Linked DNA regions of Homo sapiens: all the other regions are linked to region 2. A link is an interaction called in ENCODE POLR2A ChIA-PET data of the cell type or tissue named here. Cell type or tissue: PC-9. All regions are shown on one strand. Links, peaks and the distances in the headings refer to the core of each region. The heading gives the core; the rest is flanking DNA.

Region 1 (10,385 bases), core at 3,624-8,623, 88 kb before region 2:
ATTTTCTTTTTTCTTTTTATTTTTTCCTTCGTTAAGGACTTTCTGCCACAGAAATTGCCAGGTGGTTGGGTTTTGCTTGGGGGTAATTGTAGCTGATCTCTGCCTCTGGTAGGTACCCCATCCCCGTGTTTGACCTTGCGTATTTCTGCTGTCTGGATTCCAAGACTTGTTGGAGGTGCCTTGGAACCAGAATTTGAGAGGAGGCAACTGGGGCCTGAGTGGGAAAATTGAAATATAATTAACTGAAAGCTAGAAAGTAGGTAGTTGTTGCTTTTTTCTTTTCTTTTTTTTTTCTTTTTCTTTTTTGAGACAGAGTCTTGCTCTGTCACCCAGGCTGGAGTGCAGTGGCACGATCTCAGCTTACTGCAATCTCTGCCTCCCCGGCTCAAGTGGTCCTCCTAACTCAGCCTCCCAAGTACCTGGGACTATAGGCGTGTGCCACCACGCCCAGCTAATTTTTGTATTTTTTATAGAGACAGATTCGCACTATATTGCCCAGGCTGGTCTCCTACTCCTGGGCTCAAGCGATCCTCCTGCCTTGGCCTCCAAAAGTGTTGAGATTACAGGCATGGGCCTCTGTGCCCGGCTGTTTTTGTGTTTTTCAAGGTAGCGTGTCCGAGGCCAGGAGCGACTGGCCTCCCAGGCAGTCAGATAACTGTGTGACCTTGAGCAAGCCACTTTCCCTCTGTGTGCCTCACTTTCCTCATCTCTAAAATTGGACAGGAGCCAAAAATGTGGCAGCCTTCTTGGGTTGTTGCGAAGGGTCAATGAGTTAATCTTGTAAGTGGCTCAGCTTGTGCCCTGCACGGAGATAAACAATGGTTAGTATTAAATATTATTTTTTCCAAAGATGAAGTTGTGTGTTTTAAGCTCCTTGTTCTTCCTTTGGATTCCCCTTTTCTTCAGCTGGTGGAGATGGGATTGGGCTGTGAAAAGGCAGTGAGGCACCCGTGCCTGGCTCCTGTTGTGACCAAGGTCATGTGCTTAGAAGTCAAGGTCAGTGGGCCTCGGGTGACTCTGTCAGAGCTTTGTTTCTGGGCTACTGTCTGCCTCTGAGCCGCAGGAAATGTCCAGAAAACCCAGAAGATGGAAATGGCCCATGATAAGTGTTCTGTTGACCTTTACTCAGACAGATGCTCTGGGAAGAGAAAAGGAGAACTTTGCTATCAAAACGGAAAATAGGGCCTGAGGACAGGTCACAGCAGCCCTTGGCTTTCTTTTCTCATGGGGGTGGGACTGGTAGGAGGCGCTGCTTTGTGGTTGATATTGGCATGATGGTTGGAAAAATGGGCCTGGGACTTTTTGTGAGTTCATTAAAAAAAAAAAAAAAAAAAAAAAAAAAAGCAGGCCGGGTGCAGTGGCTCACGCCTGTAATCCCAGCACTTTGGGAGGCTGAGGCAGGCGGATTGCTTGAGGTCAGGAGTTCGAGACCAGCCTAGGCAACATGGATTGACCCCCGTCTCTACTAATAATACCAAAAAAAAAAAAAAAGCCTGGCATGGTGGTGTGGCACCTGTGGTCCCGGCTACTAGGGAGGCTGAGGCACTAGAATCACTTGAAGGCTGTGGGGGTGGAGGTTGCAATGAGCTGAGATCACGGTCACTGCACTCCAGTCTGGGCCACAGACTGAGACCCTGTCTCAAAAAAAAGAGGGCCGGGTGTAGTAGATCATGCCTGTAATCCCAGCACTTTGGGAGGCCAAGGCAGGCGGATCACCTGAGGTCAGGGGTTCAAGACCAGCCTGACCAACATGGCAAAACCCCATCCCTACTAAAAATACAAAAATTAGCTGGGCCTGGTGATTCACGCCTGTAATTCCAGCTACTTGGGAGGCTGAGGCAGGAGAATTGCTTGAACCTGGGAAGAGGTTGCAGTGAGCTGAGATCACATCACTGCACTCCAACCTGGGCGACAGAGAGACTGTCTCAAAAGAAAAAAAAAATTGTGCTTCAGGCCCTGTGTAGAAAAATTGGAAATTATGGAAAAGCAGAGGAAACAACTTGGTATTAAGCAGTATAGTGTGGTGGCTCAGAGCAAATTCGCCTCTGCTGCTGAGGCAGGTTACGTCATCTCTCCGTGCCTCAGTTTCCCTATGTGGGATAACGTAGTACCTAGTGAATAGCGGTGACTTGAGGAATAAGTGAGTTAATCCTTAGCAAGGACTTAAAATGTTGCTGCTTGGCACACAGCGCTCAGTAAAGATCAGTGGTCGTTGCCACCTGGAATTCTCCAGTTAATTTTTGCTGTTGCACCAACTGCCACTGGAGAAGACCAGAAGGAAGCTGCAGGTGTGTGTCACCGTCGATGGAGTGAGCTGGTCCCAGGGTTGATGTGCACCTCTGAGATGCTCTGTGGCATCCACCAACTCAGTAACCCCCTGAATATCTGACTTAGCCGCCAAGGAAGAATATCTTAGAAGCTATTAGGAATTCCTCTTGGGGCTAGGTCTGGGCCTTGGAGTCAGTCTGATCCCTGGTTTAATTCTTCCCCTTGGCTCAACAGCAGTGTACGACGAGCCAATTTTTCCCCTCCTCCAAGTGTGGCTTTGGTTTTCAAATCCATCCCTTAGCCTTCTCCTACTTCCTCTGTTTTCCCCTCCCCACCCTTTTTTTTTTTTTTTTTTTGAGATGGTGTCTTGCTGTGTCGCCCAGGCTAGGGTGCAGTGGTGTGATCTCGGTTCACTACAACCTCTGCCTGCTGCGTTCACATGATTCCCCTGCCTCAGGCTCCCGAGTAGCTGGGATTACAGGCGCACAGCCACCATGCCTGGCTAAGTTTTGTATTTTTACAAAACTTTACAAAACCCCCATAGAGACGGGGTTTCATCATGTTGGCCAGGCTGGTCTTGAACTCCTGACCTCAAGTGGTCAACCTGCCTCAGCCTCCCAAAGTGTTGGGGATTGCAAGCGTGAGCCACCGCGCTCAGCCTGTTTTCCCCCTTTTTGGCTGCCCCTCCTTCCAGACCCTTCCTCTCTCCCTTCCTTATGGAGTGTTAGAGTGGAAAGGGATGTCAGATCTTGGGGGGCCCTCCTCTCCACCCACCCCATTTCGTGGATGTGGACACTGAGGTCCAGGATGGTGACATGACAGGGTGCAAGGTGGCAAGGTGAATGGCTTTGGGAGGAGATGAGGGTGACCCGGGAGAGGCCTGGGCAGGAGTGGACTCAGGGGTTCCTGGTCCAAATGGGTTCGTGATTCAGGCCAATCAGGAGCGGATTCAGGGTTCCTTGGCCAAATGGAGCCACTGCAGCCACAGGGGCCCTGCAGAAGGCAGCTGCAGCCGGTCCCTTTGGCCAAGACTCTCCTGAAGGGTCGTGTTCTCTTTCTCCGAGGACAAGTTCCATTTGTGATAGCCTGGAGGGGGTGCCTCGCCTTTGGGACCTGGTGGTAGATGGGGGGGAAGAAAACCTTTTCTGTTTGTGGACACAACTTTTAGGAACTGATCTCTCTATGTGGGTGTCTCCCACTGACCATGTTCCTAAAGAACGTGAGCTTCCTCTTCCCATGTCAGTCTCCAGCTTTGACTTCTCTTTTTCTCCTCCCATTCCTATCACATCTGTCAGCAAATCGTGTTGCCCGTTGCCTCAAACGGGCTGCTTTTCATGGCTTCCCCGACTTCCACTCTGGCTCGAGTCATCGTTGGCCAGTTTCTGGATTTGAACAGTCACCTCAGTCCAGGCGCCGTGGCTCATGCCTGTAATCCTGGCACTTCGGGAGGCCAAGGCAGACGGATCATTTGAGGCCAGGAGTTTGAGACCAGTCTGGGCAGAATGGTGAAAACCTGTCTCAACTAAAAATACAAAAATTAGCCGAGCCTGGTGGTGGGCGCCTGTAATCCCAGCTACTTGGGAGGCTGAGGCAGGAGAATCGCTTGAGCCCAGTGGGGTTGGAGGTTGCAGTGAGCCGAGAGTTCGCCACTGCGCTCCAGCCTGGGTGACAGTGAGACTCTGTCTCAAAAAAAAAGAAAACAGCCACCTGTTCGCTGCTGTGCCTACTCTGCCCTTGACCCCTACAGTCTAGTCTTGGCCCAGCTGTCCCTCTTCTACTAAAACCCTGCAGTAGTTCCTTGAGGGTACAAGCCAAAGGGCTTACAGTGGCCTCGAAGGCTGGGCAGCATCTGTCCCCTTGGCCTCCCTGACCTCTTCTCTGGCTGCTTTCTGTCTCACTCTCCTCCAGCCACACTTGTGGCCAGGCCTGTCCCTGCCTCAGGGCCTTTGCACTTGCTGTTTCTCCTACCTACTATGTCCCTCACCTTCAAACTTTGTTCAGGTGTCACCTCAGGCATCCCGTTCTTTCCCTCCACTAGCAAATCTCTGTCCCCCATCTACACCCCCAGTAGCACTTACTGCCTTCTAATACACGTAATATTTTGCTTAAGTATTGTGCCTACTCTGTAAACTCCTACCAAAAGATCGGCTCCATAGGGGCAGGGATTTTGGCCTGTGTTTGTTTACGGCTGTAATCCCAGCACCTAGAACTGTGCCTGGGGCTTAGTAAATAACAGTTGACCTTGGAACAATTCAGGGGTTAGGAGTGCTGATGCCCCATGTAGTTGAAAATTTAGGATGCAGCGCGGTGGCTTACACCTGTAATCTCAGCACTTTGGGAGGCCGAGGCAGGTGGATTACCTGAGGTCAGGAGTTCCAGACTAGTCTGGCCAACATGGTGAAAGCCCATCTCTACAAAAATTAGCCAGGTGTGGTGGCTCATGCCTGTAATCTCAGCACTTTGGGAGGCCAAGGCAGGCAGATCACTTGAGGTCAGGAGTTTGAGACCAGCCTGGCCAACATGGTAAAACCCTGTCTCTACAAAAATTAGCTGGGTGTGGTGGCGGGTGCCTGTAATCCCAGCTACTTGAGAAGCTGAGGCATGAGCATTGCTTGAACCTGGTAGGCGGACACTGCAGTGAGCCGAGATCGCGCCATTGCACTCCAGCTTGGGTGACAGAGTAAGACTCTGTCTAAAAAAAAAAAAACACAATAAAGGAAAGAAAATTCAGGTCTAACTTTCAACTCCCTAAAAGTTTAACTACTAACAGCTTACTGTTGACTGGAAGCCTTACCGAGAACATAAGCAGTTGATAACACTAATTCTGTTGTTGTTGGTTGTTTTTTGATAGAGATGGGGAGCTTGCTGTGTTGCCGAGGCTGGTCTCAAACTCCTGGCCTCAAGCTATTCACCTGCCTCGGCCTCCTAAAGTGCTGGGATTATAGGCGTGAGCCACTGCACTTGGCCTAACTCATACCTTGTATATATATTATATACTGTATTTTTACAGTGAAGCAAGGTAGAGAAAAGAAAATGTTAAGATTAATTCATAAGAGAGATTTTTACTATTTATTAAGTGGAAGTGGATCATCATAAAGGTCTTCATCTTCATTGTCTTCACGTTGAGGAGGCTAAGGAGGAGGAGGAAGGGGAGGGGTTGGTCTTGCTATCTCAGGGATGGCAGAGGCAGAAGCATAATCTGAGTATAAGTGGACCCGTGCAGTTTAAATGTGTGTTGTTCAAGGGTCAGCTGTTTGTTGAATAAATGAATGACATGAAGTATTACAGTGGCTTTTGGGCGGTGTCGAAACTTCTTTGTAAGGATTTTAAGGATGAAATAATCACTTAACTGTCTGGAATGAACACTCAGATAAACTGAGTCCTCCAGCTTTCTCATCAGATGGCTTGTTTTTTTATTTTATTTTTTTGAGACAGGGTCTTGCTCTGTCACCCAGGCTGGAGTGCAGTGGCGCGACCTCAGCTCACTGCAGCCTCAACCTCCTGAGCTCAAGCAATTCTCCCACTTCAGCTCCCCAGGTAGCTGGGACTACAGGCACACACCACCATGCCCAGCTAATTTTTTTTTTTTTTTTTTTTGTAGAGATAGGGTTTTGCCATGTTGCTCAGGTTGGTGGTGAACTCCTGAACTCAGGCGATCTGCCTGCCTTGGCCTCCCAAAGTGCTGGGATTATAGGTGTGAGCCACCGTGCTTGGCAGAACAGCTTCTATTTCATCTTGGAAAGGTCAGAACAGGGTTTTGTCCACCCCTCTTTTCCCAGGACTCAGTGTCTCACACACAGTGGGGGCTCAATCAACATTAGAATTTGAGTGTTTGAGGTATGAGTTCCAAGCTAGGGGTTAGATATAGCTCACCACTGTGCTGGTTTGGCTTGATTTTAATTATAGGAATGACTGTGATTTCCAATTTTATTTATTTATTTATTTGAGACGGAGTCTTGCTCTGTTGCCAGGCTGGAGTGCAGTGGCACGATCTTGGCTCACTGCAACCTCTGCCTCCTGGGTTCAAGCAATTCTGCCTCAGCCTCCCCAGTAGCTGGGACTACAGGGGCACGCCACCACATCCAGCTAATTTTTGTGTTTTTGATAGAAACGGGGTTTCCAGTATGTTGGCCAGCATGGCCTCGATCTCTTGACCTCGTGATCCGCCCGCCTCGGCCTCCTAAAGTGCTGGGATTACAGGCATGAGCCACTGTGGCCCGCCCTACAATGTTTATTCATTGGCAGATTTCACAGAAACATCTGGATTTCTGGCTTCCCTTGAAAAATCAGAAGTTCTGCTAGCCCCAGGCCCACATTTATACATGGTAGCGGTCCGCTGAGGCTGTCCGTTTCTGAGTTGCTCCAGTTTGCCGCAGTCCCCACCCCTCCCTGTTGTTGCTTTAATTTTAAGGCCAAATGTTTGTTGCCTTTGTTTTATTTTATATTATTTTTTTGAGACGAAGTCTCGCTCTGTCACCCAGGCTGGAGTGCAGTAGTGGAATCTCGGCTCACTGCAACCTCTGCCTCCCGGGTTCCAGTGATTCTGCTGCCTCAGCTTCCCGAGTAGCTGGGATTACAGGCCCGCACCACCACACTCGGCTTATTTTTGTATTTTTAGTAGAGATGGGGTTTCTCCATATTGGCCAGGCTGGTCTTGAATTCCTGAACTCAAGTGGATCACTTGAGTTCCTCAGCCTCCCAAAGTGCTGGGATTACAGGCATGAGCCACCGTGCCTGGCCTGTTGCCTTTTTAAAATTGTGCTTCCTCACACCTGGTCTGCTTCTTGCATGGATGGAACCCACTTTGGCACCTGTTGGTATCTGAGTTGGCATCTCCTGCTTTGCAGGCCAACCTTGAAGTTAGCATCTGATTGGTATGTTGGCTTCAGATTTTCATGGCGAAGTAAGGCCTAGCTTTGATGATCAGCTCTTAGTGTGGTCAGTACAACTCTAGCTCGTGAAAACTTGCCCAAACATTTTGCCAAAATTAATTAATGGCCAGACATCCTGAGGCAAGCTTCCCCCCGCTTAGCAAGAAAACTGGGATAGGGCAGCATCCCTGTGGGTGGAGTGGTGCTGGGGACCTGCACTTACCTCTTAGAGGCTGAATGGTTGAACGGGGCCTTTGAGGAAGCTGTATTTTGCGGGTGGGGACATGGAGCACAGTTGCTCAGTGTCGGCCCCGTTGACATGTAGGCCACATCATTCTTTGTGGCCTGGTTGCTGTTCTGTGCAGCGTAGTCTTAGCCCCAAACCTGGCCTCTACCCCCTAGTAGATGCTGGTAGCACCTCCTCTTGTTGTGACAACCGAAAATGCCTCTAGATGTTTCCATATGTTCCCTGGGGTGTGAAATCACACAGCCACTGGTGTGGAGGAATATGGGGGAGAAACATGGAGCAAGACCTTCCTCCTCATCCTGCATTTCCCTAGGAGGTTGTGGGCTGTCGAAATTCTAGTGTAATTGGCTTACTGGGGTTGCCTTGGAGAAGCTTAATGAGACGTTAAGGAGGTTAAACTCCAATTAGCTAGAGAAGAAACTTGCGGCAGTTTCTTTTTTACTGAGGGCTGTGTCTTTTTACCTTTTTCCATTTTCCCAGTTGGAGTTGTGACAGTTCATTCTCCCCTGGGAAAACAAAAATGGCTTTCTTTTTCTTTTTCTTTCTTTTTTCTTTTGAGACAGGGTCTCCCTCTGTCACCCAGGCTGGAGTGCAGTGGCACAATCATAGCTCACTGCAGCCTCGACCTCCTGGGCTGAAGCTATCTTCCCACCTTAGCCTCCCAGGTAGCTGGGACCAGAGGTGCACACCACCATACCCGGCTAATTTTTGTATTTTTTGTAGAGTCAGGGTCTCACCATGTTGCCCAGGCTTGTCTCAAACTCCTGGGCTCAAGCGATCCTCCTGCCTCGGCCTCCCAAAGTGCTGGGATTACAGGCGTGAGCCACCATGCCCAGCCGAAAATGGCTTTCTTGAGAGATCAGCTTTGAAGCTCTACTCCTTCATTTTAAAGTGCCCCAGGAGAAGTGGACGATTACAAAGTTGAGATTCCACTTAAGTGTCCCCTTAGTTTAACTGTGGGATTCATCTCCTGGGGAGGTTGCCAGGTTCTGGAAAGTGGGTGTTAATGACCAGGGAGGGTGCCCCTAGGCTAGCATCCTGTAACCCTCAGGAATTGAGATTTTTATGGAGGTTTTCTCTTCCTCTCTGTGAGTTTTCTCTCTGAGAAACCTGTCTAGGGAGGGAGGCTCTAGGCTAGCATCCTGTAACCCTCAAGTAGTAATTGAGATTTTTATGGAGCTTTTATCTTCCTCTCTGTGAGTTTTCTCTCTGAGGAACCTCAGTGTACCTTTTACTGGCCTCCTAGGTAATACTTGTTTGGAGAATATGTGTGATGTCTAAGTCTTCCCAGTACAAGAAATTTGTGTGGTGTTTGACTGATTGATGGATGGAGTCTTGTTCTGTCGCCCTAGCTGATTGTACCACTGCACTGCAGTCTCGACCTCCCAGGCCAAGTGACCCTCCCAACTCACCCTCCCAAGTAGCTGGGACTACAGGCATGCACCAGCACACCCGGCTAATTTTTGTATTTTTTTTTGTAGAGATGGGGTTTCACTATGTTGCCCAGTTTGGTCTTGAACTCTTGAGCTCAAGCAGTCTCCCAGAGTGCTGGGATTACAGGTGTGAGCCACCACGCCCAGCCTCGTGTGGTCTTTGATACCCCTGGGTTCATTGTATTGTTCTTCCCACACTGCTTTTCATTCATTCATTTATTCAGTCATTATTAATTGAGCAGCTACTATGTGCTGCTGCTGCTCTAGGCACTGAGGATACAACAGTGAACAGGACAGACCAGGCCCATGTTCTCATGGGGTTTACACTGAGGGTGACGGAAATGATTTCAGATGCTGGCAAGTGCTGCAAAGACTTGAACCGGGAAAAACTGGGTGAGGTGCAAACTACTACGGAGGGATGTCCACAGAAGGCCTTTCGGAGGCGGTGAGGTTTGACCCCAGAGCTCAGTGGCAAAGCTGGCCATGCAAGGATGTGGGGGAAGGGAGTCCCAGAGTGGGAAGAGAATGTGCATAGGCCTTGAGGAAGATCATGGTGTGGTTAAAGTATTGAGGAGTTTAACTCAAAGGAACTGCAGAGCCCATCTCATAAAAATCTAGCCTGGAGCATTCGGCAAAATGCATAAAGCACTAACACAATGGCTTGTGGTCCTGGAATTTCCAGGGAAGGCGCTTACCAGCTCAGCAAGGAAGTAGAACAATGCATGGTCCCTGGCAGAAGCAAGAACCTTCTGATCTGTTTATGTTTGAATGAAACGCAGGTTTTTTTTTTTTTTTTTTTTTTTTAAAATAGATGGGGGTCTTGCTATGCTGCTCAGGCTGGTCTCGAACTCCTGGGCTCAAGCAATCCACCCACCTTGGCCCTTCCATGTGCTGGGATTACAGGCATGAGGCACTACGCCCTGCTGAATCTCAGGTCTTAAAAATTCAGTTTATTTTGTTTTATGAGTCTCTTCTCTTTCTCAGAACCTTAACTGAAACGTTTGTGATCAAGACCAACTTGGGTTTCCCCACTCCCCAGTTGCCTTTGATTCTCCGCCAAAGGCTTGTTCGTAAGATGATGAGGTACTTTTTTCCTGTGGTTAAGAGGACTTTCTATAGGTTGCTAGAAAACTCTTGTTTTAAAACAAGATGTTGTTGAATTGATCTGGCTGATTGCAGGAGGAAGATCTTGTACTGCAACTTTGTTGATGATGCTAATACTTTAAGGTGAATATTCTAGAAGAATATAAAGGGAAAAATAAAAGTTTTAGTATGTTCCCACCCTGCCCTTTGTTCCCAGAAGTAGCCGTTATTGATGATGGTTGTTGATGATAGTTTCTTGGGTGTTTTTCGAGAAAAGTTTCAAGTATATGCAAATGTATGTGCAAGAACGTGTTCGTTTGTGTGTATATGTTTACATATTCATTTTTTCCCTCCCTAGTTGGGTATTTTAAATACTGTTTTGTCTCTTGTTCTCTTCACTTAACCAGTGTTGATTTTCTTGCCATTTTAAGCCCATGCAAATTGAAAGTAAAAGCCAATCAAATCAACTTTTTTTTTTTTTTT
Region 2 (10,385 bases), core at 3,286-8,285:
ACCCAGTGTGGCCATGACCCTTGGTGAGCATGTGCCTGTCCCTCCCTAAGTCTATCTCTGGCTGTTTTCGAGCCTCTGGCATCCTGAGTGTTACTGCTTTTTGAAGTGTTTTTGTTCAACATGCCCAGCTGACCATGTATGATTGTTTTGAGAAGGTCACATTTGAGCAGAGACTTGCATTGGAGGGAGTGAGCCTTGTGTGTATCTGGGGAAGGAAGGGCTTTCCAGGTAGAGGGAGCAGCCAGTGCAAAGGCTCTGAGGACACTCGTGGTGCATCAGGGGGCTTGTGTGGCTTGAGGAAAGTGAGTGAGGGGGAGAAAGGGAGGAGATGAAGCAGGAGAAGGATTTGCAGGGGTCTCCTCTGAGAGTTAAGGTGGGATTCCAGGTGCAGTGAGAACACAGGCGCAGGTTTTCTGCAGGGCAGTGGTGTGACGTGAGTTCTGTTGTTTGTTTGTTTGTTTGTATGTATGTATGTATGTATGTATGTATGTATGTATGTATGTATTTTAGAGACAGGGTCTTGCTCTGTTGCTCAGGCTGGATGGCAGTGGCATGATAACAGCTCATTGCAGCCTGGAAATTCCGGGCTCAAGCAGTCCTCCCACCTCATCCTCCCAGAGTAGCTGGGATTACAGGTGCACACCACCATGCCTGGCTGATGAATTAATTAATTAATTTTATATTTTATATTTGTTTTTTTGAGATGGAATTTTGCTCTTGTTGCTTAGGCTGGAGTGCAGTGGTGCTGTCTTGGCTCACTGCAACCTCCACCCCCCGGGTTCAAGCGATTTTCCTGCCTCAGCCTCCGGAGTAGCTGGGATTACAGGAATGTACCACCATGCCCGGCTAATTGTGTATTTTTAGTAGAGATGGGGTTTCTCCATGTTGGTCAGTCTAGTGTCAAACTCCTGACATCAGGTGATCTGCCTGCCTCGGCCTCCCAAAGTGCTGGGATTACAGGTGTGAGCCACTGCGCCTGGCCTTTTTAAATTTATTTTATTTTATTATTATTATACTTTAAGTTTTAGGGTACATGTGCACAATGTGCAGGTTAGTTACATATGTATAGAGACAGGTCTCACTGTGTTGCCCAGGCTGGTCTCCAAGTCTTGGCTTCAAGCAGTCCTCCTGCCTCAGCCTCCCAAATAGCTGGGATTACAGGTGTGAGCCACCACACCCAGCTGAGTTCTGGTTCATAACAACCCAGGCTGTCCTGGGGAAGGTGGATATTTAGGGACAAGAGTGAAGGCAGGGAGACCAGGGTGGGAACCTCAAGGGCTGTCCATGAAGTCCCTTCATGCCTCACCGGGAGCCGCCATTGTATTTATTTATTTATTTTTTGAGACAGGGTGTCACTCTTTTGTCCAGGCTGGAGTGCAGTGGCACGATCTCGGCTCACTGCAACCTCCATCTCCTAGGCTGGAGTGATCCTCCCACCTCAGCTTCCCTAGTAGCTGGGACTACAGGCACGTGCCACCACACCTGGCTAATTTTTTTTTTTTTTTTTTGTAGAGATGATATCTCGCCATGTTGCCCAGGCTGTTCTCAAGCTCCTGAGCTCAAGCAGTCCACCTACCTTGGTCTCCCAAAGTGCTGGTATTACAGGCGTGAGCCACTGTGCCTGACTGGAGCCTCCATTTTTCACCCAGAGCATTTTCTGAGAATTCAGTGAGATATATGATATGATAAGCTGTGCCCTAGCCCTGAGTACATGCTGGGCAGGTTTTAATTGTACAAGTTTTATTTATTCATCTGTACACTTTGATCTTGCCAGGGAGGATGTGGTGAGAACTGGGTCTTGGGGCTTGAAAGCGGGCCACCTGAGAAGGGTCTGGCTCTGTGAGTACCTTGGTGTTTAGAGATCCTCAGCGTGGAGCCAGGGGATCATTTACTTGGGACATTGGTAGACGGATCGCTTGCTTTATTCCCAGAGGCATAAGCCAGATCTGGCACCTGTAACCCCTGTGAACCTGGAGAGAGTGAGAAGGAAAACCCTGTCCTAGGCTGGAATTTCCTGGTGTGGCCCCTTACACTCAGATCCCTTTTGTTAACCAGAGAAAGGAATGCAGCTCGTGCAGCTCTGGGCTGCTGGGTATCCTAGGCTCGGGGATCAGGTGATGGACGCCAGGGCTGGGGGCTCTGCATGGCTTCCTGGATCCTTTTACCACCTCTCTTCACCCATGAGTGACTCCTTCTCAAAAGTCAGGTGTGGCTGGGCATGGTGGCTCATGCCTGTAATTGCAGTACGTTGGGAGGCTGAGGCGGGAGGCTCACCTGAGTTCATGAGTTCGAGACCAGCCTGGCCAACATGGTGAATCCCTGTCTCTGCTAAAAATACAAAAATTAGCCGGGTGTGGTGGCGCTCACCTGTAATCCAGCTACAGGGGGGCTGAAGCATGAGAATTGCTTGAATTGTTTGGATTTAAAAACCCAGTGCTTCATTGGTTTGTGTGTAGTGGTTTTATGTTCTCTTTTGTGTATGGCCACTCAGAGCTTAGGGCCATTTTGGACTGTGGTTTCTGCTGGCATGAATGTGAAATGCTTCTGTGACTCTGGAAGAGTTTGGCAGTTTTTTTTTTTTTTTTTTTTAAGTTAGACACAGTGAACATACCACCAGTCACCCCCTTCCCAGGCATCCAGCCAACAGAGCTGAGAACATATGTTCATAAAAGGCTGGTACAGGAATGTTCTTAGCTACTTTGTGATAACCCAAACTGGAGGTAAGCCAGACATCTATTAGCAAGTGAACAGACAGATGCACCAGTTATGTACATCTGCACAACTGAATACTAAGTGATGTACAAGAACGAACTATTGGCCGGGCACAGTGGCTCATGCCCATAATCTCAGCACTTTGGGGGCCCAAGGCAGGCAGATCACTTGAGGTCAGGAGTTCAAGACCAGCTTGGCTAACATGGTGAAACCCTGTCTCTACTAAAAACATAAAAATTAGCTGGGTGTGGTAGCGCACACCTGTAATCCCAGCTACTCGGGAGGCTGAGGCAGGAGAATCGCTTGAACGCAGGAGGCGGAGGTTGCAGGGAGTCAGGATCGCACCATTGCACTCCAGCCTGTGTGATAGAGCAAGACTCCATCTCAAAAAAAAAAAAAAAAATCCCTATAAGATAAAGACTACTTTTTTGGTGACAGCTTTATTGAGATATTCATACACCGCACAATTCATGTATGCAGAACATACAATTCACTGATTTTTAGTGTGTTCACAGAGTTGTGCAGTCATCATCACAGTCAATTTTATTTATTTGCTTTTTAAGACAGAGTCTTGCTGTGGCGCTGAGGCTGGAGTGCAGTGGCACAACCTCGGCTCATTGCAACCCCCTCCTCCTCCTGAGTTCAAGCGATTCTCCTTTCTCACCCTCCCAAGTAGCTGGGATTACAGGCAACCGCCACCATGCCTGGCTAATTTTTTATATTTTTAGTAGAGACAAGGTTTTGCCATGTTGGTCAGGGTGTTCTCAAACTCCTGACCTCAAGTGATCCACCCGCCTCGACCTCCCGAAGTGCTGGCATTACAGGCATGAACCACTGCACCCAGTCAAAAAAAAAATTTTTTTTTAGAAATAGGGTCTTGCTGTGTTGCTCTGGCTGGCTGGACTGTTTTTTTTTTTTTTTTTTTTTCCACTGATGTATATATGCCTATCCCTTTACCTGTCTTGATGATTGTTGTTCTTTTTTTTGTTTTGTTTTTTTCTTTTTGAGACTGAGTCTTTTTGCCCAGGCTGGAGTGCAATGGTGTGGTCTCAGCTCACCACAACCTCCGCCTCCTGGGTTTAAGCGATTCTCCTGCCTCAGCCTCCCAAGTAGCTGGGATTATAGGTATGTGCCACCATGCCGGGCTGATTTTGTATTTTTAGTAGAGATGAGGTTTCTCCATGTTTGGTCAGGCTGGTCTTGAACCTGCCGACCTCAGGTGATCTGCCCACCTCGGCCTCCCATAGTGCTGGGATTACAGGCGTGAGCCACTGCGCCCAGCCTATTGTTGTTCTTTCTTTTTGAGATGGAGTTTTGCTCTGTCACCCAGGCTGGAGTGCAATGGCCTGATCTCCACTCACAGCAACCTCCACCTCCCAGGTTCAAGTAATTCTCCTGCCTCAGCCTCCCAAGTAGCTGGGATTACAGGCACCTGCCATCATGCCCGGCTAATTTTTGTATTTTTAGTAGAGATGGGGTTTCACTATGTTGGTCAGGCTGGTCTCAAACTCCTGACCCCAAGTGATCCAGCCACCTTGGCCTCCCAAAGTGCTGGGATTACAGGTGTGAACCACCACTCCTGGCCATGATTGTTATTTTGTATTGTTTTGAAATCAGGAAGTGTGAATCCTCCAACTTGATTCTTATTTTTCATGATTGTTTTGACTGTTCTGGATCCTTGAGTTTCCATGTGAATTTTAAAGTTAGCTCATAATTTCTACCTGGCAGCCAGCTGGGCTTTTGATGGGGATTGCCTTGACTCTAGATCAGTTTGGAGCCATCAGTTTTCTAAGTCTTTAACTTATTCAACTCGTTTAATCTTACCTACCTTGGAGGTAGGTCCTACTTTTATCCTCATTTCACAGAGGAGGAAACTGAGGCCCAGAGAGCTTAAGGACCTTGTCTGAAGTCACGCAGCTGGCCAGTGGCCAAGCCAGACCTTGAGCCGGTGGCTCTGGAGCCCGTGGCTCTGGAGCCCGTGTTTGTAACCACTGTGCTGAGCTGCCTCTTTCCCTGGGCTTGTTGTCTTTGACTCTGCCTTCCCTGAAGGGTGACATTCCCTGGCCATGTCCCTGTGGTAGGGGGCTGCATCTCTGGCAGACCCCACAACGGCTTCACCTCCTTGTGTTCCAGGCAGCCGGTGAAGGTTGTGTACTCCTCCAAGGATCCTGCCCAGCCGAAAGAGAGTTCCAAGGTGGATGCGAATGAGGAGGTGGAGGCTTTGATCGTCAAGTCCCCACAGAAGGAGTGGAACCCCTCTCTGTTTAAGGTGTTATACAAGACCTTTGGGCCCTACTTCCTCATGAGCTTCTTCTTCAAGGCCATCCACGACCTGATGATGTTTTCCGGGCCGCAGATCTTAAAGTAAGACCCCTTCCCTCCCAGGTGGGCTCCATTTTCCCTCCTTGGCTTTGATCTTTCAGTTGCATCAGTCATAACCCTGGGGTCATGCTGTGTCCTGAAGTGGGCTCATAGCCAGATGTCTCCATTTTTACTTTAGCTTTTTTGAAAAAAATAGAGACAGGGTCTTGCTTTGTTGGTCAGGCTGGTCTCGAGCTCCTGACTTCAAGCGATCCTCCTGCCTCGGCCTCCCAAAGTGCTGGGATTGCAGATGTGAGCCATGGTCACTGCCTAGCTTTACTTTATGCTTTACTTAATTACCATATTAGTGAAGACCACATCGTTTGCAAGTAACAGAAACCCACTAGGCTCCCCTAAAACCCAAATGGGGAGGATATGGCATTGTCTTGGGAAACCAAGAGCAAGGAAATGCCAGCAGATCTCATGAAAAAACTGCAACCAGGGTTGGGCGCAGTGGCTCATGCCTATAATCCCAGCACTTTGAGAGGCTGAGGTGGGAAGATCACCTGAGGTCAGGAGGTCAAGACCAGCCTGGCCAGCATGGTAAAACCATCTGCTAAAAATACAAAAATTAGCCGGGCGTGGTGGTGCACGCCTGTAATCCCAGCTACTCAGGAGGCTGAGGCATAAAAATTGCTTGAACCCAGGAGGCAGAGGTTACAGCAAGCTGATTGCATCACTGAACTCAAACCTTGGCGACAGAGCAAGACTTTGTCTCAAAAAAAAAAAAAAAAAAAAAAAGAATAAAAACAACAACAAAAAACTGCAACCAGGAACTGGGGAGTCAGAAAGGAAGTTGCCTCTCTCCTACCTGGCTCTCTGCTGCTCTGTGACTCAGGGGCTACACATCCCTTCTCTTTTCCTCCCTACCTCTTTACCTCGTGTTCCCTATGCAATTCCTTTGGGTGACTTGCTGGTGATGAGATATAGCTAGAGCAATTAGTGCACAACCCCAAGGCAGAGGCCTCTTTTATGAGCAGTTTGGGTCACCTGCACAGCCAGATCACCACTGTGGACTTGTTTTTCCATCTATGAAATTGAAGTGATAGTGTCTAGCTCATCTGGCTCAGGAGAAAGTTGCAGTGCCAACACTGAAGCTCTCTTCCCTGCCCCCACGTGTCACAAGTCATTCCAGGCCCTCTCTTTGCTCCTTTGCAGGTTGCTCATCAAGTTCGTGAATGACACGAAGGCCCCAGACTGGCAGGGCTACTTCTACACCGTGCTGCTGTTTGTCACTGCCTGCCTGCAGACCCTCGTGCTGCACCAGTACTTCCACATCTGCTTCGTCAGTGGCATGAGGATCAAGACCGCTGTCATTGGGGCTGTCTATCGGAAGGTAGGGGACGCTGTGCCATTGGCATGTGGCCCGACTTCCACATCCCCTCCTGCAGCCCTGGGTTACTCTGGGGCCAGCGTGGGGATTTCCAGCCCAGCTTCTGGAGCAGTAGGATGAGGGTAGCTTCCGTGACCTTAGGTGGCAGGGACAGCACGCATCAGGCATTGTACGTTAGGAAAGCTGATTTCAAGGGTGGGCGTGTAGATGTCTTTGTGTATCAGCTGTGAGTAATTGAGTTTCTTAGATGGATCAGTGGCCCTTGTTGTGGGGAAATCCAAGTTTGGATCCTCATTCTGCTGTTAACATTCTGTGTTTCAGCTTGTTGTCACTCTTTTTTTTTCGTTTTTTTGAGACCAGGTCTCACTCTCTCCCCCAGACTGGAGTGCAGTGGCATGATATTGGCTCACTGCAACTTCTGCCTCCTGAGTTCAAGCGATTCTTCTGCCTCAGCCTCCTGAGTAGCGGGGACTACAGGCGCCTGCCACCACGACCGGCTAATTTTTGTATTTTTAGTAGAGACAGGGTTTCGCCATGTTGGCCAGGCTGATCTTGAACTGCTGACCTCAGGTGATCCGCCTGCCTCAGCCTCCCAAAGTGCTGGGATTACAGGCATGAGCCACCGCGCCCAGCCTGTTGTCACTCTTAATTTGAACTGAGCAGGTGGCACATTCCTTGCATGGTAAGAGTATGTAGCAGGCATTTGTGTACATCCAATTTCAAAGGACCTAAATTACCTTCTTGATCCCTATAAATTTTTTTTTTTTTTTGTCTCGAGGTCAAGGAAACTGCTTGGCTCCTAGGTTAGGAAGAGACAGTCTTGCAGGTACTTGATGAACTAGAGGAGTGATTCTCAGGCCTGTCTGTGAATTAGACTCACCTGGGGAGCTTAAACTGATGCAGGCCAGGCACTGTAGCTCATGCCTGTAATCCCAGCAGCTTGGGAGACCAAGGTGGGGGAATCACTGGAGGCTTGGAAGTTCAATACCAGCCTGGTCAATATAGCAAGACCCTGGCTCTGCAGAAAATTTAAAAAAATTAGCCAGGTATGGTGGTGCGTACCTGTAGTCCCGTCTACTCAGGAGATTGAGTTAAAAGAATCACTTCAGCCCCGGAGTTGGAGGCTGCAGTGAGTCCTGATAGCATCCCTGCATTCCGGCCTGTGTGACAGAATGAGACCCTGTCTGAAAAAACAAAAAAACTTCCTGACACCTAGGTTGCACCAGACCAGTGAAATTGCGATTGCTGTGGTGGCACCCAGGTGTCATTGTTTTTGTTTTTTATTTATTTTTATGTTTTGAGACAGGGTCTCGCTCTGTCACCCAGGCTAGAGTGCAGTGGCATGATCTTGGCTCACTGCAGCCTCCACCTCCTGGGCTCAAACGATCCTGCCACCTCAGCCCACCACGTAGCTGGGCCCAGAGGCATGCATCACCACGCCTGCTAATGTCTTAGTGTTTTTAAAACTCACGAGGTGATAGTGTGCAATCATGTTTGAGGGCTAGGGACATTTTCCCCCACCAGGGCACGTTTGGCAATATCTGGGGGCATTTTCGGTTGTCCCAACTGGGGGCGAGGGCATGTAGTGGGTCGAGGCCAGGTATTGCTGCTAAAACTCCTACAGTGCGCAGGACAGCCCCCCAAAGAATTATCTGGCTCCAGATGTCAAGAATGCCAAGGATTAGAGACCCTGGCCCACACCCTCAGTCCTTCAGTGGGATCTGGGACCAGTAGCACTGACACAGCCTGGAAGCGTAGAAATGCAGAATCCCAGGCCACACCCCAGACTTGCAGAATCCAAAACAACTCCCCCCACCCCCCACCACTCCCCCCAGAAAAACCCGGCCGCATGTGTGCACATTAAAGCATGCGAAGCCCTGGTTTCGAGGACACCTAGGGTCCCTTGCCAACTGATGAGTTCAAGGTTGGGAGGCACTGAGCACCGCGGATAAGAATGTGGGCTTTGAGATGACACAGGCGTCCTGGGCAGACAGATAGGTCGGGAGGGGAGGAGGAGAGATCTGCGGCATTTCTGCCCCTGAGAGTCTCCTTCCTCTCCGTGGGTCTGGAGGGAGAGTCAGGCCTCTTCAGCTGCCACACTCACCCACCTTCCCTCTCCTTTGTCCCACAGGCCCTGGTGATCACCAATTCAGCCAGAAAATCCTCCACGGTCGGGGAGATTGTCAACCTCATGTCTGTGGACGCTCAGAGGTTCATGGACTTGGCCACGTACATTAACATGATCTGGTCAGCCCCCCTGCAAGTCATCCTTGCTCTCTACCTCCTGTGGCTGGTGTGTGTTTAACGCCGTTTCCCTTTGCATGCAGGGAGGGACTTCTACGTGTGGGCAGTGGGCCGAGGGAGTGGGTGTTGATGGTAATGGCATGTAGAGCTCCCTGGCAGTTCCGGCTGTGGTTCATATTTTATTTTCCAGCCTGTTAACCAATTCCTCAGTATTTTGTTCCTTTCCTGAATTGTCAGGTTGATGTTCTCCTTGGTGGCATGGCGTTTTCATTTTCTCTTTTCCTTGACAGTGTCAGTAATTAACTACCCTACAATGGACGACACATCATATTTCTCCCCTTGAATCCTCCCAAACGCTAACCAGACTCACTTATTCATTAGTCCCTAATTATGGTGGTCAAAATTCTCTCAATTGCAAGGGATATAAATCTGTCTTAAAGTAGCCTAAGTGGCCGGTTGCAGAGGCTCACGCCTGTAATCCCAGCACTTTGGGAGGCCGAGGCGGGCAGATCACCTGAGATCAGGAGTTCGAGACCAGCCTCAACGTGGAGAAACCCCGTCTCTACTAAAAATACAAAATGAGCTGGGCGTGGTGGTGTATGCCTGTAATGCCAGCTACCTGGGAGGCTGAGACAGGAGAATTGCTTGAACCTGGAAGGCGGAGGTTGCGGTGAGCCGAGATTGGGCCATTGCACTCCAGCCTGGGCAACAAGAGTGAAACTCCAATTCCAAAAAAAAAAAAAAGTAGCCTAAGTAAATAGAGGGAACTTTGGGGCTGCATGTATCTCAGAAATCTGGGGACTAGCTTCAGGTGTGGATTGATCCAGGAGATCAAGCAATGTTGTCAGTACTCAGTTTCACCCACTGCCCTGTTGTCCTCTGAGTTAACATCATTCTCAGTGGTACTTCCCTACATGGCTCCGTAGCTTTGGGCTGATAACATCCTGATAGATAAAGGTGCCAGAGAAAAGACAAGGCAGCATTTCTCTGCACAGCCAGAGTCAGTCTCAGAGAGCACTCTGATTAGCCTGGCTTGGTCCTATTCACACCCGTGAACCAATCACTGTGGCCCAGGAGGCAGAGTTCTCTCATTGGCCAGCCTGGGTCACATGTCCTCTCCCATGGCAGAAGAGATGTGATTGACAGCCCTTCCATGTGGAGAGGGAGAGTTCCCAAAATAAAATGATAAGCAAAGAGGCTCATAGCACAACACATGCCTTGTGCTTTGCTACCTCTGGATCTTTGCCACGTACCTTTCCTTCCTTCTTCCTAATTGATGAAAGCCTGCTCATCCCCCAAGGCTGTAACAAACACTACTTCCATTGATTTACCCTCCCTTCTCAATTAGATGGACTTCTTCTTTTGAATTTTGAGTCCCAATAACTTTAGTATAGGAACTCATCTAATAATACTTTCTGAAATAGTTTTTTTTGTTTTGTTTTTGTTTTGACATGGAGTCGCGCTCTGTTGCCCAGGCTGGAGTGTGGTGTGCCATCTTGGCTCGCTGCAACCTCTGCCTCCCAGCTTCAAGCAATTCTCCTACCTCAGTCTCCCGAGTAGCTGGGACTACAGGCTTACACCACCACGCCCATTAAATTTTCTTTTTTTTTTGTATTTTTAGTAGAGACAGTGTTTGATCATGTTGGCTAGGCTGATCTTGAACTCCTGGCCTCAGGTGATCTACCCTCTGTGGTCTCCCAAAGTGTTGGAATTACAGGCGTGAGCCACCGTGCCC
Region 3 (10,385 bases), core at 2,148-7,147, 78 kb before region 2:
TGCAGAGTTTTCTGATCACAAGTGACATGTGTTCCATATGACAGAACAAACAATACAAAGATATTTAAATAAAGCCTGAACATGGTACTGATATTAGTTTGTTCATGCTGCTATGAAAAAATACCTGAGACTGCGTAGTTTATAAAGGAAAGAGGTTTAATTGACTCACAGTTCTGCATGGCTGGGGAGGCCTCAGGAAACTTAAAATGATGGTGGAAAGGAAAGCAAACATGTCCTTCTTCACATGGTGGCAGGAGACAGAAGTGCAGAGTAAAGAGGAGAAAAGCCGGTATAAAACCATCAGATCTTCTGAGGACTCACTATCAGGAGAACAGCATGGGGGAACCGCTCCCATGATCTAATCACCTCCAGTGAGGTCCCTCCACCAACACGTGGGGATTACAATTAAGATTACAATTCAAGATGAGATTTGTGCGGGGACACAGAGCCGTGCCATATCATTCTGCCCCTGGCCCCTCCCAAATCTCATCTTTCTCATATTTCAAAACACAATTATGCCTTCCCAACAGTTCCCCAAAGTCTTAACTCATTTCAGCATTAACTCAAAAGTCTATGTCCAAAATCTCATCTGAGACAAAATCTAGTCTCTTTCACCTATCAGCCTGTAAAATCAAAAGAAGTTAGTTAGTTCCTAGATACAATGGGGGTACAGGCATTGGATAAATACACCCGTTTGAAATGGGAGAAATTGGCCAAAACAAAGGGGCTGCAGGCCCCATGCAAGTCTGAAATCCAATAGGCCAGTCATAAAACTTTCAAGTTCCATAGTTATCTCCTTTGACTCCGTGTCTCACATCCAGGTCACACTGTTGCAAGAGGTGGGCTTCCACGGCCTTGGGCAGCTCTGCCCCTGTGGCTTTGCAGGGTATAGCCCCGCTCCTGGCTGCTTTCACAGGTTGGCGTTGAGTGTCTCCGTCTTTTCCAGGCACACGATGTAGCTGCAGGTGGATCTACCATTCTGGGTTCTGGATGGTGGCCCTTTTCTCACAGCTCCATTAGGCAGTACCCCAGTGGGGACTCTGTGTGGGGGCTCTGACCCCATATTTCCCTTCTTTACTGCATTGGTAGAGGTTCTCCATAAAGGCTCCACCCCTGCAGCAAACTTCTGGCTGGACATCCAGGCATTTGCATACATCCTCTGAAATCTAGGTGGAGGTTTCCAAACCTCAGTTCTTTAGTTCTATGTACCCACAGGCTCAATACCACATGGAAGCTGCCGAGGCTTGGGGCTTGCACCCTCTGAAGGCACAGCCTGAGCTGTGTACCTTGGCTCCTCTTAGCCATGACTGGAGTGGCTGGGCACCAAGTCCTAAGGCTGCACACATCAGGGGGGCCCTGGACCCAGCCCAGGAAACCGTTTTTCCCTCCTAGGCCTGTGATGGGAGGGGCTGCTGTGAAGGTTTGTGATATGCCCTGGAGACATTTTCCCCATTGTCTTGGAATTGGGCTCCTTGTTACTTTTGCAAGTTTCTGCAGCCGGCTTGAATTTCTCTTCAGAAAATGGGTTTTTCTTTTTACATTGTCAGACTGCAAATTTCCACACTTTTTTTTTTTTTGAGATGGAGTCTCTCTCTGTTGCCCAGGCTAGAGTGCAATGGCATGATCTCGGCTCATTGCAACCTCTGCCTCCTGGGTTCAAGCAATTCTCCTGCCTCAGCATCCCGAGTAGCTGGGATTACAGGCACCCGCCATCATGCCTGGCTAATGTTTGTATTTTTGTAGAGACAGGATTTCACCATGCTGGCTAGACTGGTCTCGAATTCCTGACCTCAAGTGATCTGCCCACCTTGGCCTCCCAAAGTGCTGGGATTACAGGCGTGAGCCACTGCGCCCGGCCAATTTCCACCCTTTTATGCTCTGCTTCCTCTTGAATGCTTTGCTGCTTAGTAATTTCTTCCCCTAGATGCCCTAAATCTTCTCTCTCAAGTTCAAAGTTCCACAGATCTCTAGGGCAGGGTCAAAATGCTGCCAGTCTCTTTGCTAAAGCATAGCAAGGATCAGGAGAACAGCATGGGGGAACCGTCCCCATGATCTAATCACCTCCCATGATGTCCCTTCCCTAATATGTGGGGATTCCAATTCAGATTACAATTCAAGATGGGATTTAGGTGGGGACACAGAGCCAGACCATATCAGTAATCTCTTGGGCTAACCAATAACCAATGTATTCTTGTATTTTTTCTTTGAAATTTTATAAATATTTATAAATTTAAATAACATTTAAATCAAAATGGATTATGTTGTAATCATTACTCTGCCAGTTTTTTTTTTTTAATTTTTAAATTTATTTTTTGTAGAGACAGGATCTCCCTATGTTACCCAGGCTGGTTTTGAACCCCTGGACTGAATCGATCCTCCGGCTTTGGCCTCCCAAAGTGCTGGGATCAAAGTTTGTTAATTTGATAGCTAAAATATATTTTCATCTGCATTTCAATTACAATTAGAAGCTATGTATCCTGCAACATATTTTCCAGCAATTTGTGTATTTTCAGTGTGTCTTTCTGAGTCCTTTTTGGGTATGCCTGGACTAGTTTGTCTTTTTCCTGTTAGTTTGTAAGGGCTCTTGTTATTGTGGGACCTTTCCTCTTTGTCCATCACCTGTATTGTATAAATATTTTGTTACAGGCTATTGTTTTCCTATTGGCATATTAACATTTGAGTCTTGTTCTTACTAGTATGTAGTTTTGCAAGGTTGCATTTGTAGCTTGCATACTGTCTCCTATGTTTTTATTTACTGTAATAAGTATTTTCCCATGTACCCACGTAACCTTTTTAATTAAACCTATAAATGTCCAATCGATAGTTCCCTGTGTTGGTGGGCTATAATCACATAATTATTATCTGTGGTTTGACATTTGGGTTGCTGTGTTTTCTTTCTCCTTTTTTTTTTTTATTATTATTTTTGAGACGGAGTCTTGTTCTGTCGCCCAGGCTGAAGTGCAGTGGTGCGACCTTGGCTCACTGCAAGCTCCGCCTCCCAGGTTCACGCCATTCTCCTGCCTCAGCCTCCCAAGTAGCTGGGACTACAGGCACCTGCCACCACGCCTGGCTAATTTTTTTGTGTTTTTAGTAGAGACGGAGTTTCACCGTGTTAGCCAGGATGGTCTTGATCTCCTGACCTTGTGATCTGCCCACTTCGGCCTCCCAAAGTGCTGGGATTACAGGCATGAGCCACTGTGCCCAGCCCCTTTCTCCCTTTTTAACTTTTTTGAGACAGCATCTTATACCATCACCCAGGCTGGAGTGCATTGCGCAATCTTGGCTCCCTGTGACCTCTGCCTCCTGGGTTCAGGTGATTCTCCTGCCTCAGCCGCTGGAGTAGCTGGGATTACACATGTGTACCATGATGCCTGATTAATTTTTGTATTTTCAGTAGAGATGGGGTTTCACCATGTTGGCCAGGCTGGTCTCGAACTCCTGACCTCAGGTGATCTGCCTCCCAACGTGCTGGGATTACAGGCGAGAGCCACCATACCCAGTCATTTTTATTTTTCTTTTAAAGAAAACACTGTCCTGAATACCACATGGGTAGAGTGCGTATTGGCTTATTTCCTTAGATGATGTTCTCAGGAGTGGAATGAATAACATCTGAAAAGGCTTCACTCTAGCCATTGTCTTATTTTCTAAAAGTGAGCTGGCCCAGCTCACCGTTCTAGCAGGGTCTAAGGTTACTTACTGCTGTGGTTATTATTCAGAGTGGACGATGGTGCATGTTAATGTCAGGCACAGCAGGGCGCGGTGGCTCACGACTGTAATCCTAGCACTTTGGGAGGCCGAGGTGGGCGGATCACGAGGTCAGGAGTTGGAGACCAGCATGACCAACATGGTGAAACCCCATCTCTACTAAAAATACAAAAATTAGCTGGCGTGGTGGCAGGCACCTGTAATCTCAGTTACTCGGGAGGCTGAGGCGGGAGAATTGCTTGAACCCAGGAGGCGGAGGTTGCAGTGAACTGAGATTGTGCCACTGCACTCCAGCCTGGGTGACAGAGAGACTTTATCTTAAAAAAAAAAAAAAAAGTCAGGCTTTTCTAGGGTTCCTCCATCAGCCTTGTAAGGCTGGAGACCCGTGGCCAGGAAGAAAATTGGAGCTGTCTGGCACTGGGAAGGGTAACCCAGTAGTTATAATTAGGTTGGCTTATCTGCGAGCCCTTTGATAAGGCTTCACTAATTTACTAACCCAGGATCGCATGTTAGATCAGGATCTCTCTGAGTGCTGCAATTGTAGTTTGCTTTTCTCTCTCTCTTTTTTTTTTTTTTTTAGAGACAGAGACTCACTCTGTTGCCCAGGCTGGAGTGCAGTGGTATGATCATGGCTCACTGCAGCCTTGAACTCCTGGCCTCAAGCGATCTTCCTGCCTTACCCTCCCGAGTGTCTTGGATTATAGATGCTTGTCAACATGCCCAGCTAATTTTTAATTTTTTTTAGAGATGAGGTCTTGCCCTGTCACCCAGGCTGGAGTGCAGTGGCATGAACATAGCTCACTGCAGCCTTAAACTTCTGGCCTCAAGCAGTTCTCCTGCCTCAGCCTTCCAAAGTGCTGGGATTACAGGTGGGCACCACTGTGCCTGGCCTGCAGTGGTTTAATAGGGCTCTTTCATCTTTAACTTTGGTCCCCTGCCCCCTGAGATCCGTGGAGTGAGCCGTTTGACGCTTGGTACTTGGGACAAAGCTGGCCTATGTCCAGTTCTCTGCATACTTGGTAGGGGAGTGTTTGGAGAAAAGGCTCACCTCTGAGTCACACCCTCTATATTCTCCAAAGGGCCATGGGGATGGGGTGGAGGAGGCTGGGGTGAAGAGATGTTGTAGCTCCAGAGAAAGCCAGGGAGGTGTATGCTGGGTGAAGAGGCCAAGTTCAGGAGCCTAGGTTTGAAAATCAGTATAGACGATTCAGGTTAATTCACCCTGTTGTTATAGAGCATCTGTCTGTAGGGTGGCCAGGTCTGGGTGAGTCTCTTGGACAAGATGGGTATCAGGTTTCAGCTCTGAAATTGGACTGATATGTGGGGAGATTCATTCTGCAGTTTTATTTGTAGTTTAGGTTTAAGAAAACTTGGACTGGGCACTGTTGCTGTCGTCTGATCCCAGCACTTAGTGATGCTGAAGTGGGAGGATCACTTGAGCCCAGGAGTTTGAGACCAGCCTGGGCAACAGAAAGACCCCATCTCTACAAAATAATAATAATAATAATTATTATTATTATTATTAGCTGGGCATGATGGGACATGCCTGTAGTCCCAGCTACTCAGGAGGCTGAGGCGGGAGGTTTGCTTGGTCCTGGGAGGTTGAGCTGCAGTGAGCTATGATTGCACCACTGCACTCCAGCCTGGACAACAGCATGGCACTGTCTCCAAAAAAAAAAAAAACAACAAAAAAAAAACTTGTTTAACTACCTAAATCATAGCATTTGTGTGAAGCCAGACTATCACAACTCTGAGAACTGCTGACATATACATATTTTGGAAGTTCCAGGTTTTCTGTTACTATAAACATGGTAGAGATTGAATTACTTAAAGGGACGTCTTTTCTCCTACTCTTTGTCTTGTCTGATGTTATAAGGGGTACAGTATAGAATGAAAACAGTGCAGAAATGAGTGAAACATGAAAATCCCTTCTAGAGATAATTTTCTTTTATTATTTTTTTGAGACGGAGTCTTGCTCCATTGCCCAGTCTGGAGTACAGTGATCTCGGCTCACGGCAACCTCCACCTCCCAAGTTCAAGTGATTCTCCTGCCTCAGCCTCCCGAGTAGCTGGGGTTATAGGTGTGTACCATGCACCACCATGCCCGGCTAATTTTTGTATTTTTAGTAGAGACAGGGTTTGCTGTGTTAGCCAGGCTGGTCTCGAATTCCTGACCTCAGGTGATCCGCCTACCTCGGCCTCCCAAAGTCCTGGGATTACCGGGGTGAGCCACCATGGCCAGCCTCTTCTAGAGACAATCTTATTGGCAGGTTGATGTTTTTAATTTTCAGCCTCTCTTCTCCACAGATCCTAAAGATATAGTAATTTTTTTTTTTGAGACAGAGTCTTGCTCTATTACCCAGGCTGGAGTGCAGGTGGCGTGATCTCTGCTCACTGCAGCCTTCACCTGCCGAGTAGCTAGGACTGCAGGCATGCACCACTATGTCTAGCTAATTTTTGTATTTTTAGTAGAGATGGGGTTTTACCATTTTGGCCAGGCTGGTCTCAAACTCATGACCTCAAGTGATCCACCTGCCGCAGCCTCCCAAAGTGCTGGGATTACAGGTCTAAGCCACCGTGCCCAGCCATAAATACATGGTATTTTTTAAGAACAAGAACGGGATTCTACAAAAACATATATATGTGTATTTTGAGACAGGATCTCCTCTGTTGCTCAGGGTGGAGTGCAGGGGCACGATCATGGCCCACTGCAGCCATGACCTCTCAGGCTCAAGCAATCCTCCCACCTTAGCCTCTGGAGTAGCTGGGACCACAGGTGCCCACCACCATGCCCAGCTAATATTTTTTCTTTTTTTTTTTTGTATTGAAAACAGTCAGCCAGGTGTGGTGGCTCACACCTGTAATCTCAGTACGTTGAGAGGCCGAGGTGGGCAGATCACTTGAGGTCAGTAGTTCAAGGCCAGGCTGTCCAACATGGTGAAACTCCATCTCTACTAAAAATACAAAAATTAACTGTGGTGGCGCTTGCCTATAATCCCAGCTACTGGGAAGGGGGAGGCATAAGGATCACTTGAACCTGGGAGGAGGAGGTTGTAGAGAGCCAAGATGATGGCACTGCACTCCAGCCTGGGCAACAGAGCAAGACTCTGTCTCAGAAAAACAAAACAAAACATATAGTCTTTATTTTTTTGTTTGCGTGGGCTGGTGCATCTTGATTATGATGCATTTTTGTTAATTGATATTTAATTGCAGATGAAATGTAACATGGATCTGAGTAATTGCTGATAATTGTTTCCTCTTTAGGCAGCTGGTCAGTCTTTTTTTTTTTTTTTTTTCTTTTTAAGAGAGTTTCTGTCTTGTTGCCCAGACTGGAGTGCAGTAGCGTGATCTCGGCTCACTGCAACCTCCTTTGCCAGGGTTCGAGTGATTCTCCTGCCTCAGCCCCCCGAGTAGCTGGGATTACAGGCATGTGCCACCACGCCCGGCTACTTTTTGTATTTTTAGTAGAGACGGGTTTTGCCATGTTGGCCAGGCTGGTCTCAAACTCCTGACCTCAGGTGATCCCCCCTGCCTCTGCCTCCCAAAGTGCTGAGATTACAGGCTTGAGCCACTGCTCCCAGCCCATAGTCTTTTTTTTTTTTAAACCTCTGTGTACAGGTAGGTCCTGGGGAAATTCGAGGCAAGACTTGGGTGAGTGGGTATCTTAGACCCTCTCAGGAGCTCTTTGCAGGAGGTAGAATCTCCGAGGGTCAGTGCCCATGAATGGGTCCCATGGCCTGACTGGTCCCATTCAGGTGACAGTCTCTGAGGGTCCTGCATAGCCCTTACCTGGGCTCCATGCTGGGAATCGAGCGGTATACAGAGCATGGTTCCCTGCCTTCCTTGAGCCCCAGTCTTGTTGGGGAAATGGCCAAATAAATGAATAATCATCAGGAAGTGCTATGAAGGGGAGCTGCGTGGTGCCCGGTGAGTGCAATAGCGGGGTTTCATCTGGTTGGAGAGAAAAAAGGAGACTCCTTAAGTGGGGAACCCGTTTGATGATACAGGTTTGGCTATGTGTGTCAAAGACCCCAAATATAGTGGGTTAAGATACAAGCTCATTTCTCTCTCATGTAAAAATCCCAGCTGGTGTGGCAGCTCTGTCCCCAAAATAATCAGGGTCCCAGGCCCCTCCCATCTTGTTGCTCTGCTGTCCTCATCTGCATGGATCAAGATGATGCATCTCCATGTCCACATGGCAGCCAGTAGGAAAGCAGAGTAAGGGCACAACCTGGAGGTTGCCTACGTCTCTCCTCGTCACATCCCATTGGCTTGTACCTAGTCATGTGGTGCCTCTAGCTGCAAAGGAGGCTGGGAAATGTAGTTTCCTTTCTAAGCAGGATGTACCCAGCTGAAGATGTTACTCAGGGATGAGGGAGAGTTGATACTGGAGCGCAGCTAGCAGTTTCTGCTGTATAGGCAAAAGCAGAAGGTAAGAATGTTCTGGGCAGTGGGAAATGCATGTGCAGAAGCACTGGCTTAATGAGGAAGGCCACTGTGGCTGGAGTCAAAGAGTAGGGAAGAGAAAAAGAACCAGAAGGAGGCTGAGAATTGGGCCTGTAGGACTTGGATCCTGTGGGAAGCCTTGGCAGCTTTCTTTCCCCCCTCCTTGCTTAGGCATTAGCTCTAAGACAGGGATATTTACAACACAATTATTTCTTTAAAATTATATATATATTTTAATTTGTACAGATGAGGTCTCCCTGTGTTGTCCAGGTTGGTTTCAAACCCCTGAGCTCAAGCCATCTTCTTGCCTCGGCCTCCGAAAGTGTTGGGATTACAGGTGTGAGCCATTATACCTGGCCTTCAACTCAGTCCCTAAAGACAACTCCTTCTCAAGTGTTGGAAAGAACCAATGACTAATCACTTCTAGTCTGCCTTATCCCCATCTTGCTTGTGTGACTTTGGTAAGAGTTTGTTTGTTTATTTAAAGGAGCAGAGAGTTTAATAGGCAAGAAGGGGCAAGAAAGAAGGGAGAATAAGATCCCCTGTATAGAGACGGAGGAGGGCTCCAAAGCTGAGAGAGGGAACCCCAGCTGCCACAGATAGCAGCTAGGTATATGTACAGAGGCTGGAAGAGGCAGTGTCTGATTTGCATAGGCCTCAGGGGATTGGTTTGACTAGGCATGTCTTTCACGTAGCGCATGAAAAAGCTGGCCCTCCCACCTAGCCTTTTAATATGCAAATGCAGGGTACCATGATCTGCACACTTGGGGAGGTGTGGTGGCGGCCATGTTGCTAGGAACATGTGGGGAAAGGGCAAGAAGGCTGTGGGAATCGCCATGTTTGGGTGGACCCAGTTTCTAATGGCTTGCATTTGCATATCAAAGGTTGCTGGCCTGGCTCTAAGAGCCGGGGCTTTACAAGAAACTTTTCCGGAGTTGCTTTAAAAACCAAACATTTCCCAAGGACCCCTTTTCCTCTCTATTTGCCTAAAATAATTGCTTAACTCCTACATTACCCCCTGTGGAGATGCCACATTAACTGCTGTTAGGGGGTTTTGGGCGACGACTTCTTCTGGCTACTTCCTGGTGAAAAGGGGCGTTGAATGGGGAACAGCAGCTAGGGCTCCTCCTGGGGTGGATCTAAGGGTCCTCGGAAGAATGGCGTGTCCATGTGTGCTTCAGGTTACAGCACCATTTTGAGTTTGATTGCTTCAGTCTGATGAAATAATTTCCTTTCCTGGCCAACACACCAAAATGATACGGCTCCGATGAGTGGGGGAACACCAGGGTTCTTGGTCCTCATGCCGGTTTAGATAAAATGACACAGACACACGTGGAGTGGTTTTAAGGAGTGGAGAGTTTAATAGGCAAGAAGGAAGGGAGAAGGAAGAAGGTCCCCTGTACAGAGACAGAGGGTGGGGGGCTCCAAAGCTGAGAGACGGAACCTCCAGGAGTTGATTTTATAAATAAAATAACATGCGTTGAGGTCACTCTGTGTTGTGTGGTATGCCCAGCCCTCTCTGCACATAACTTGTTTCAGGCCCACAGTCATGCTGGGTGGTTGCTGTAATGACTTTTTATTTTAAATGGGGAATCTGTGACACAGTTAAACATGCGCAGGATCATGTCACTAGCAAGGAGTGGACACGGTATTCAAACCCAGCAGGTTGACTCAAAGCCTGCCCTTTCCCCAGCTGTTTTGCCCCTCAGTCATTTGAGTCTAGTCTTCAGGATTTTGACATCTATCTCTTACCTTGTATCTGTTAGGATTGCATCTGGCTTCAAGAAACAGCCCTACTTCAGCAGCCTAAGCAGAAAGGTATTCATTTGTTTATTTTTTACATGTCAGGAATTCCAGTACCTCTTGGAGTTGCTGGCATTGGATTAGTGATGCAGGGTTGTTAGGACTGACATCTCTGCTGTTTTCTTGTCTTTTCCTCAAGGCCCCTAAATGGCTGCTACAGCCCTAGGCAATATATCTGGGTTCAAGGTAGGAAGAGGGAGGGATTGCACCAGCCTCATGGGTTCCTTTCTATTCAGGAAAGTCCAAGCCTTCTTCAAAGGCTCTTCTGTCCACATTGCAGACTTCTGGTCATGTCTCCTTGGCTGAAACTGGATTACATGACCACCTCTAGCTGCAAGGGAGGCAGGAAAAATGAGCATTTGGTTTTATGCTTCTCTAGGAGGAAACAGCAAGGGAGAAACTTTTGAGTAAGCCAGCCAATATTGTCCAAC

The links. Peaks named below come from ENCODE experiments on the same cell type or tissue, not always from the same donor. Only the 100,000 strongest peaks of a DNase experiment are listed, where the experiment ranks them.
Region 1: POLR2A ChIA-PET joins it to region 2 with 11 read pairs; 11 of 35 experiments call an interaction of 5 or more read pairs at or near these places.
Region 3: POLR2A ChIA-PET joins it to region 2 with 54 read pairs; 12 of 35 experiments call an interaction of 5 or more read pairs at or near these places.

Annotation. Positions count from the first base shown.
Region 1 is chr16:15,951,402-15,961,786 of GRCh38, forward strand. The region is part of intron 1 of ABCC1 (ATP binding cassette subfamily C member 1 (ABCC1 blood group)); the gene reads left to right. Among named protein-coding and RNA genes, the nearest start is that of ABCC1, 7.0 kb to the left of the region's middle. RefSeq lists enhancers at 6,784-7,284, 7,285-7,785. In PC-9, for the core only: no CTCF peak of the experiment used is centred there; no DNase peak of the experiment used is centred there.
Region 2 is chr16:16,039,605-16,049,989 of GRCh38, forward strand. It overlaps ABCC1 (ATP binding cassette subfamily C member 1 (ABCC1 blood group)), which reads left to right. Exons shown (of 31, transcript NM_004996.4): 8 at 4,846-5,076; 9 at 6,232-6,409; 10 at 8,538-8,699. Among named protein-coding and RNA genes, the nearest start is that of ABCC1, 95 kb to the left of the region's middle. RefSeq lists a silencer at 1,748-2,042. In PC-9, for the core only: no CTCF peak of the experiment used is centred there; a DNase peak (open chromatin) is centred at 5,957; H3K27ac peaks cover 4,128 bases.
Region 3 is chr16:15,962,385-15,972,769 of GRCh38, forward strand. All of the region lies in intron 1 of ABCC1 (ATP binding cassette subfamily C member 1 (ABCC1 blood group)), which reads left to right. Among named protein-coding and RNA genes, the nearest start is that of ABCC1, 18 kb to the left of the region's middle. RefSeq lists enhancers at 7,791-8,430, 8,431-9,069, 9,070-9,709. In PC-9, for the core only: no CTCF peak of the experiment used is centred there; a DNase peak (open chromatin) is centred at 4,737; H3K27ac peaks cover 3,091 bases.